Regions from separate parts of the Homo sapiens genome. Here all the other regions are linked to region 1. Evidence: chromatin contacts called from ENCODE Hi-C data. All regions are on one chromosome and are shown on one strand. Each heading gives the region's core, a stretch centred on a gene start or an enhancer-like site at or near the end of the contact. The rest is flanking DNA. Distances are from core to core; before and after follow the strand shown.

Evidence for each region. A loop is a pair of places that touch in the nucleus more often than their neighbours do. Pooled maps may share reads with other maps.
Region 2: a map of endothelial cell of umbilical vein shows a loop between it and region 1 (3-fold over the local background). The contact joins two enhancer-like sites. A Hi-C loop is called at or near these places in 8 of 168 maps with a recorded cell type or tissue (Right ventricle myocardium inferior, cardiac septum, endothelial cell of umbilical vein and 3 more), 3 of 37 single-sample maps with no recorded cell type and 14 of 50 pooled maps.
Region 3: a map of Right ventricle myocardium superior shows a loop between it and region 1 (4-fold over the local background). The contact joins two enhancer-like sites. A Hi-C loop is called at or near these places in 3 of 168 maps with a recorded cell type or tissue (HCT116, HepG2 and Right ventricle myocardium superior), 1 of 37 single-sample maps with no recorded cell type and 6 of 50 pooled maps.

Annotation. Positions count from the first base shown.
Region 1 is chr20:22,860,548-22,863,531 of GRCh38, reverse strand. No RefSeq gene overlaps it. Among named protein-coding and RNA genes, the nearest start is that of SSTR4, 170 kb to the left of the region's middle. Within about 2 kb of position 1,436, at least 6 of the 41 ENCODE cell types and tissues checked have a DNase peak (open chromatin) inside an H3K27ac peak, as active enhancers do; they include heart right ventricle, where a contact is called at or near this core.
Region 2 is chr20:23,244,335-23,247,318 of GRCh38, reverse strand. No RefSeq gene overlaps it. Among named protein-coding and RNA genes, the nearest start is that of LINC03125, 98 kb to the right of the region's middle. RefSeq lists a silencer at 1,313-1,607. Within about 2 kb of position 1,466, at least 9 of the 41 ENCODE cell types and tissues checked have a DNase peak (open chromatin) inside an H3K27ac peak, as active enhancers do; they include heart right ventricle, where a contact is called at or near this core.
Region 3 is chr20:23,204,245-23,207,228 of GRCh38, reverse strand. No RefSeq gene overlaps it. Among named protein-coding and RNA genes, the nearest start is that of LINC03125, 58 kb to the right of the region's middle. Within about 2 kb of position 1,413, at least 16 of the 41 ENCODE cell types and tissues checked have a DNase peak (open chromatin) inside an H3K27ac peak, as active enhancers do.

The sequences.
Region 1 (2,984 bases), core at 187-2,686:
AATTCAGATAGCATAAGATGAAAGACAAAGAACCAACTCAATAACAGATTTTTTTTTCAAGAGAGGAGCATGACATAAAATGTAAACTCTGAGGGTAAGATGCATCTCAATTTCAGGAATATGAAGAATGTGAGGGTGGAAGGGAAGGGTGTGTGTTGGAATCAAAATGTGGGAATACAATAGTTTTCTTTCTGAAGTGCAAGTTTAATAATGCTCTAAAGTTTTATTATTTCACAGTATTTGCAGGTAAAGAAAATATGTAACTTGTTTTTTCCTCACCTGAGTATTATAGGAAGGATCCTAGTGTCAGGACTGGCCAAAAACAGGGCAGAGTCTCATTTTTTTCAAGGCCTATTCCTGTCTGGACTTTTGTCCATTAGAATGGGACAATAGCCATTTTCGTGTTTGGCATCTTCATGCAGGCGTCAGGAAGCTGAATTACAAAAAGGAGCTCAGAGCCAAAGAGACCTGAGAGCCTGCCCTGGCCACGGCAGCTCTTGAGGTCTTTGGTTTTCCAGGAAAAGACGTCGCGTGGGCCCGGGAGGCTGCGCTTCCAGGAAGGACCCTTATTATAAAGTTTAAAGGCAGGGGCTGCCGTTCCACATTCCTTAAGCTAAATTCACACTTGGGACCTTCAGCAGTGAATATGTATTTCCTTAGAAATCCCTGGGGTTATAATATTTATAGCCAGAGGTGGGGCTGTTCCATCTGGGAGGGTGTCTGATCCTTCAGCAGAGTTGAAAACCAATGTATACCCAGAGCGCATCCATCTTCATAACCACCCTGCAGGTTTGTACGAACAGGAAGAACAAAGGGCTTGACCAAATACTTATTGTGAATTTTCTGTGTGTTTAATGATCATCAGCTGTTGGTGAAAAAAATGAATAAATATTCAAAGCACTTTCAAGTTTTAATTATCTGTGTGAAGCCAAAGGAGTAAGGAAACCACAGTCCTTCAATTAAACACTCACAGGTAACCCAAACCTGTCACCTGTTCACTTTTCTGCCAAGATTTTTCTATACTGATTGCCTCAGGTGTGAGTGTGAATTGTGGAAAATGTCTAAAATGGAGCCATTAAGCACATCAGTACCAAGTGCATTTGTCTTAAAATACAATTTTGACACCTACTCTGTAAGTCCCAGAATTGGCCTTGAAGGTGAAAGGCGAACCAGACATTGTCCACCTTTGTCACCCTGATGTGCGCAGAGGCTGAGGGGACCTCACTCTTTCTTGCTGAGCTAGAAAAAAATGTGTGCGAGTCCAGGGGAGGGTGCCGTTTTTCCATCCTTTTCAGAAAGGATATTGATCATATCCTTTTCCTTCGTGTCATCACAGGGGCGGCTGCTCCAGGAAACCCGGCTCCTCCTTGATGAGGCTCAGGAACATGATTCCAGGGCAATGCACACCACATCCTGCCCCTCCCTGCGCATCCCTGAGGCTTCAGCGCCGCTCCCCTGGCTCCAGGCACATCTTGCCAGAAGCCCCTCTGTCCTGCAAATCAGCAAGACTTGCCTGGTCTTTTGATGGTTGAAAGGGTTTTTTTTTTTATTTTTTGCTCTGCAGAACATAAACATTCTGCCTCCAGTGTGTGTGCTGCTGAATCTGCTCCCCACATTACTGTAAGAAAAATTGTCCCCAAATTTACATCTGTGCATTAAATGACTCAGTGGTTACCCATTGCTGCTATATAACTTAATACTGACCTCGAGGGGTTGTTGTTGGAATAAAAGAGGCCTGTGTGAGTCGGTGTAGCTCATAGTCGGCACGCACTAGTGTGACATCACCCTCTTTGCTCCAGCTTCATGACCGGCCTTGCTGTGTTCTGACACCACAACTTTCAGTTGCTGATAATTCAGACTTCATCCGGACTCCTGATACTCCTGCGCTCTTTCTCTGGGTTAAGGACCAGGATTGCAGAGGGCATCCTCAATGGAAAGAGAATGCAGGTGGCTATGAACCCTGCAAGGTGCATAAAATCAAATTTATGGGCATAGAAAACAAAAGGAAGGCTGGAGATGGTGGCCTGTTCTCTCCGTGTGGAAACCCTTTTGTGAGTCACTCTCATTACGCTTCAGTTCCTCACATGACAACATTCCCCAGCAGCAAAGCAAATGGGTTCTTCAGCAAGATGGTGCCTTGTTTTGATTACTGGGGATTACTTAAGCCATGAAGAATAGCTTCCATGCTAGTGTCAGTAATGAAAAAGCCGTGGAGATGATGTCATTATTACTTATTTTTGAGCCCCAGTAGAATATTTGTTATTTGTTAGAACACCAGACCACGTAGTTTCTTACCACAGGGACTTCCAGTCTCATACCGTGTATAATGCACTCACCGTGTACAGTACAATAAACCAGATGATATGTCGTAAAAAGGCGGTCATCCTTACTTGGAGTTTCCCACTGCTGATTCTATTAACATTCAGTACAGACCCTTCATTCCAAAGATAGGCATCATACTGTCAGAGCCTCTTAGCGTGTTTACCAAGCTTGCCACCAGCTCATCAGCCCCCTTAACTTCCAGGAGTGGATCTGAGGAGCTCTGTGGTTTGCTCATGGTTACCTCTCCACCCTGGCCATGGTTCATTGGGCTGTATGTGGACCCTCATGCAGCTGCGCCTGTCGGGGTCCTGTTCTGAGAGTTCAGGACGGGACTCAGATGCCCAATCTGGGCAAGTCTCTTAAATGGAAGGAGCAGGGTCACATCTTACACCCACCAAAGCTCTCTAAAATCAGAGAGAATAAATAAGATGTCCAGAGGGAGGCAGCCCTGGCTGTGTGCTTGGTTTTGATCCTTTATAAGACATGGTCTCAAGTCTGGAGATACAAATTTCCCCTTTCGACTTAAGCTAGCTCACAGTGGTTGTTCCTTGAAAACAGAGTCCTTATCCAGTGTCTCCCACCAGCTCCAAAGCTGGATGCAAGAACATGAGTTTGCTGGGTATGCACATGAGCCAATGGTGCCGCCAGACTCTTTGAGCCCT
Region 2 (2,984 bases), core at 217-2,716, 380 kb before region 1:
AAATTAGAAGATACTGTGGCTGAATTAAAGTTGTGCCTGGGCCCTGGAGGTGTGGCCAACTGTGCTAAGCGTTGCTGATGAACATTCAGCTACTGTCAGCCCCGGAGTGCAGCTGCGGCATCAGCACATCCCGCTGAAAAACACAGGGCTGGGTGGACCAAAGGCCACTTCCGTGGTCCTTTGCCAAAAGGTGGAGCCCGAAAATTCCAGACCAAATGTAATGTCTTGACCTGGGAACTAATTTTGCAAACAGCAGCCAAAGTTTCCTAAAAGTGGAGGTTTTGGAAAGAAAGGCAGAGAGCGAGGGTCGGGGTGGGGGAGAGCCAAAGAAAGCAACCTGTTTAGTGTATGAGCAGTGAATAATGAGTTAAAGGATGGGGTCATTTCTGTAATCTTGATGAAGGGTCGGTCCTTGCCTCAAGTAACCACGGGGGTGGGGTTGCCCTTCCAACTCCACTCACACTGGTTGCTCAGTCACTGGGTGAGTCCCGCCCTTTCCTTCAGCTGCTCTGGATAACGGGTTGATAATTTTGTTCTACAGAGAGACTCAGCATGCTCCTCTAGCATCCCATCGTCTCTTCTGTGCATAAGCAGTGGAGACGCTAGGCACACACTTTCCTTCCCTTTGAAACCTTTCAGATATTTATATCCAATTTATGCAAATATTTACATCCCCCAATTCATAGTGAGAAGTGACCCAGAAAACAGGAGACATAAGAGCATGGTGGTTAGGGACATGGGCCAAACATTTGCAAGGGATCCGGGCAAGTGCCCTAGCCTCACTAGGCCTCTGCCTCCTAATCTGTAGAAAGGGACTATAGCTGAGGATGGGCACACCGCTGGAGCGATCACCCATGCAAAGCTGATGGAGCTGGGCTGTTTTTATAGTAATTATCATAGACTTTCCTCTTGATACAACTGTTGTACAAATTCCATTAGCCTTAATTTTTCAAATTTAAGAGCGATTAGGATTCAAGTAGTAATACTAGGATTCCTTCAAGACAAGGCAGTTCATGGCTGAACAAGGCAGTCCATGGCTGAACAGTGTGATAGTAAGCTGTTGTAGTCTGCTTATTTTATTTACAACCAGAGTAGTGGGTCAGGATGAAAGAGGGGATGTGGGGAGGGGACACTCAAAAGCGCAGGGCAGGAGAGAGATAGCCCCAGGGAACCGGGACTTGGCCAAGTCTCCCCAGGACCCAAGGCTGACCGCTGAGAGCCCAGGGGGCAAGAAGGGATGCTCACTGCCTCACACGAGCGGTGACCAGAGGCTGATGTTTAGACAATAACTTGGTAGTCCACCTCCTTCTCTCCCTCCCTCTGTGCCAGCCGCTGAGCTCGACACCAAGGTGCATGTGTACTCCCAGCATCTGAGTTCCCATCAGCGCGAAGTGGCTTATCTGAGAGGCAATGCCAGGAAGCAGCCAGAAGAGAATGGGGAAGTGAGCCTGGGGAGCAGAGGCAGAGAATCAAGGTGTGTGCTCCAGCAGGGGCCGCTGTGGACAACTTCAGCTCAGTCCTGGGAGGAACCCTGGAGAACCAGTGTGAGTGCACACACAGACACACATACACAGACACACACACAGAGACACACACGCAGATACACACACAAAGAGACACAGACACAAATAGACACACAGATACAGGCACACACACAGACACAGACACACATGCAGATACACAGAGAGACACAGACACAAATAGACACACAGATACTGACACACACACAGACACAGACACATACACAGAGACACACAGAGACACAGACACACATACACAGACACACAGACACAGATACACACACACAGACACACAGATACACACACAGAGACACACACACACACACACACCAGCACTGTTCCTCCTGGGGCAAGGGAGCTCAGGTCTGCACACACACTGGCAGAGTCTCTGGGTGAGGGGTGCTCCCGGCCTGTTGCTTGTGTGCACCTGCGTGTACATGCAGACCTGCTCTTCTGGGGAAAGCTTCCAGGCACGGAGAAGCAGGCTCTGCTGTGGAGGTGGGCAGGAGCCATCAGGACGGGCAGGAGGAATAAGGCAGGTGCCTCATCAAGGCCTCACTCTAACGGGCAAGAGGGAGAGGTGAACGCCAGAGGGTGAGTGGAGAGGTCCTAAAGAGACTGATGGTGAGTAGGGCCAGGAGCTTTCCTGAGGGAGGTGGCCAGGTGGGGACCCGGGGATGGAGAGGAGTCCGTGAGGGGTGGGGCAGCGCCCGGGGTAGGGGAACTGCAAATGCCTTGAGAGAGGATGAGGACATTTTCATCTTTCCTGAGCTTTTAAGGAGAGGCGTCACTGTCCCATCCATATTTTAAGATCCCTCTGGTCCCCAAGTGGAGCCTGAGATGGGAGGGGTCATGCAGGGTCTGGGCGGAATCGTGGTCTGGACTGGGACCACGGCTGAGGGGAGCGGCATGGGGTGGACTTGGGATGTATTTAGGAGTGACCTTGGCAGCTGCCTTGGCTGTGGGAGGTGACAGCGAGGAAGGCGCGGAGGGCAACCTCGAGTCCGCCCTAGCGACTGGCAGAAGGCACACACTGCCCTGAGACCCCCGACTCTGTCCTCCTCCGTCCTGGGCCTGCTCCTCCCATCACAGACACCCTCCCTGAACCCTCTCCCGCTCTCGGGCCCTCCAGGTGGCCCAGGGCGCCGGCGCCACTCTGTCTCCTTAAGGTGTCAGTTCTGTGCACAGGGTGACCCGGGCTCTGGGCGCCAGTCCTGATGGGGCCACACGTTTCTTGCTTCATCCCCAGCAAGCCCATGAGCTTGTCTTATTTTCGAAAGCAGTAAACAGTGACTCAGTGTCCAAGTAGTCAATGCCAAGCTCAGCAAAATAAAGTCTCAGTAAGATCAGAATTCCAACTTCCTGGAAATGCATCTCGGAGAAAGACCATCGCCGTGGCTCCGTCGTTCCTTCTAGCCCTCAAGACAGAGCCTGCTGCCCTGAGTTTATGCTTGCTGCTCACAC
Region 3 (2,984 bases), core at 164-2,663, 340 kb before region 1:
AACTTCTGACCCCTGTGGATAGCTTTGGCTTAATGCACCAGGGAGACAAGAAACTGCCCAAGGCCTCTCAGTCCTCAGCGGCCCCCACCTAGCAGCCTCCTCTTCATCCATGCAATGGGGCTTCAGGTCAGACGAGTTGGAGTCCTTTGGTCCCTACAGGGGCAATTCTGAGGACAGTGGGTTTTGGAAGCCTTTTTCCTGCTGGGTTCTAAGGTGATTAATTAAACACGTTTCAGGCTTTCACACTGTCTGAGGAAGGGAGTCCAGGGCAGCTGTCATTGGGGATCAGAGTTCACACTGAGTGTTCCTAGCAGAGCATTTGGGACAGAGAAAAACAGCTCTTCCTTTAAGTCAGTGGTTCTCCAACACTAGCTGAATTAGAAGCATCACAAGTGTGTTTAGGACATAGATACTTGCATTCTCAACCCAGAGTTTCTGGTTCAGGGGACCTGGAATGGGGTTGAGAGCTTGCATTTCTGCCAAGTTCCAAGGGGATATGGGTGCTTCTGGGCAGGATCTCATTCTGGAGAACCTCTGCTCGAGCTGAAATGGGACACACGATTACCAGGTTTTCAAAGAGTGAAATTCCAATATGTGACGATGGCCTTTTGCCCTGTGTGTGCTGTCAGCCTTGGCAAGGCAGGAGGCACTCTGCTTCAAAATCATGGCATCCTGGCATGTGAGAGCTACGTGGGATCTTAGAAACATCCACCCAGTGCCTCTCAGCCCTAGTGCCATATAGAGTTACCTGGCAGAGCTTTTGAAAAATGGAGACTTGCTTAAGTAAGAACCTCAGGGGAGGCCTAGGGAAAGAGTCTGTCTCAGGAGCTCTACAGAGCAGACTGGCTGAGAAACTGGATTTACTACAGAGCTTCCCAAAGTGAGGTCCCTGGGCCATCAGCCTCACCAGAAGCCTTGTTGGAAATGCGCATTCTTAGGCTTCATCCCAAACTGTGGAATCAGAAACTCTGGGCATGGGGCCTTGCCATGTGCACTGTCCCCATGTTCTTGGGGGGAGGCTGATGGATGATCAGGTTTTGAGCCACTTCTTTAGAATATTTCCCCATTTTACAGGTGTGACAACTGAAGGCCAGAGGTTAGAGGGCTCTGATGGCATCATGCAATCTGCCCATGGCAGAGGTGGATTCGGAATCAGGCTCCTGCACCTGGTCAGGGCTCTCGCACTGCTTCCCTGCTTCCCTTTATCACAGTTCTGCTCAGGGCCCAGGCCCCGGGCCACCCCGGGAGGTGCTGGGACAGTCAGGGTGGCCATTTCCTCTACAGCTTCTCCACGCAGTCAGGCACGGATCCTCTTGCTTAGTGAGCTGGCGAGCACAGAACGGAAAGCAAACAGGCAGCTCAGCCAAGTGAATAAAATGAGGCCCGGGGACTGGGGATTGTTCATTTACAGGATGACAAGTCTGGGCTGCCAGAGCCTGGGCGTCACTCTCAGCTGTGAGAGCAATGCCCAGAGCCGGAGCTCAATGTTGCCAAATCCCATGGTCGCAACTTCAATATGAGGAGCAGCTGGGCCATGCATTTTGAATGCTTTGGAAATCCAAGTTTCTCCTGCAAGGAGGCAAGGAAGTTGCAGAGAATAAGTAAAGTTGTCTAAGAATGACCTAGTGACCATCTTTCATAAAAAGAAAATGAGAATTGTGCCTGCAAAAGGCTTGCTGTTTAATCTAGGAGGTTTATTAGCATATAAAAGGAGGTTTATGCGATGTTTGTATTCAGACTTAGCTCTGCCTCTGTAAGCACCCAGGAGCCCAGAGAACAGCACCTGGCAGGCACCAGCTGTGCTGGAAAGGCCTTCCATTTGAGACAAACTGCTCTTGGATACAGAGCCCCGGGAGAGCAAGGATTTAGGGCGGCCTGTGCCAGTGTGCCCTGCAGCAGTGCTTCTCACGCCTGCATGTACACATGCTTCGCCCTGAGGTCTTGTTAAAATGCAGATTCTGATTCTGGGAGTCTGGGGTGGAGCGTGAGATTCTGAATTCTAACTAACTGACGTGTGTCCTTGATGTTTTGCTCCCTGAACCACATTTTGGGGAAAAAGACTCTATAGAAAACCACTTAGGACACTTATCAGGCACATGGCTAGTAGCTTGAGTATCAAGTAGTCCCGGGTCTGGATTCCTAGGAGGGGCAGGGAGGAGAGGAAAAGCAGGTTGCCGTGAAAGCACTGGGTTGGGTCCTTTCTCTTTGCAGTGTCAGAATAGGGTCAAATAAGAACAAATCAGGACTTAGCTATAGAGACTTTACTGGAAAAGATCACTGCTGCGCCGAAAGACCATTTCAATATGGGAAAGGCACAGACGACAGGATCTGCAAGTGTCTCCCAAATCAGGCAGGGAGAAAAGAGTTTTCTTTGAAAGGGAAGAGTAAAGCAAGGCTGGAAAGAATTGGTGTGGGGAAGTGGGACCCGCAGGTGGTCTAGAAGGACAATTGATGAGGAAACTGACAGCCAGTTCTCTTCATGTCGGGAGGGAACATCAAGGAGGGGCCGTCCACATTCTGATGCTGGCTTAGGCTGAGGGTGCGTCTGGGGGAAGGAGAGAAACTTAACCAAAGTTTGGTTAATTCAAATGAGAAGATATCTTGTCCAGATTGGTCACTGTGGCAGGCAATTCAGCTAATCATTTATGAGGCAAAGAATGGAAATGGTGGTGAGTCTGTGACTGTGTGTTACGGGTAAACGAGGAGTCATCCATGCGTCTTATCCGAGCCACATGGGGAAGGGTAGGCTTCGGCAGTAAGCCATTTCCAGGAACAGGAGGGTGGGGGTTTTCTTACGTGTCCGTGTTTTCCAAGGTCTCAGGCTTAGGTAAAGTTGAACATTGCTGCTGCCTGTCATATGCCACCACTTTTGTTATTTGTCATTCCTGTCAATGTACAGTTTTCAACAAGTTAAAAAAGACTCATACAAATATAGAATGAACCCAAGTCAGATATTTCACTCAGCTCATCAGTGAAGAAATAAG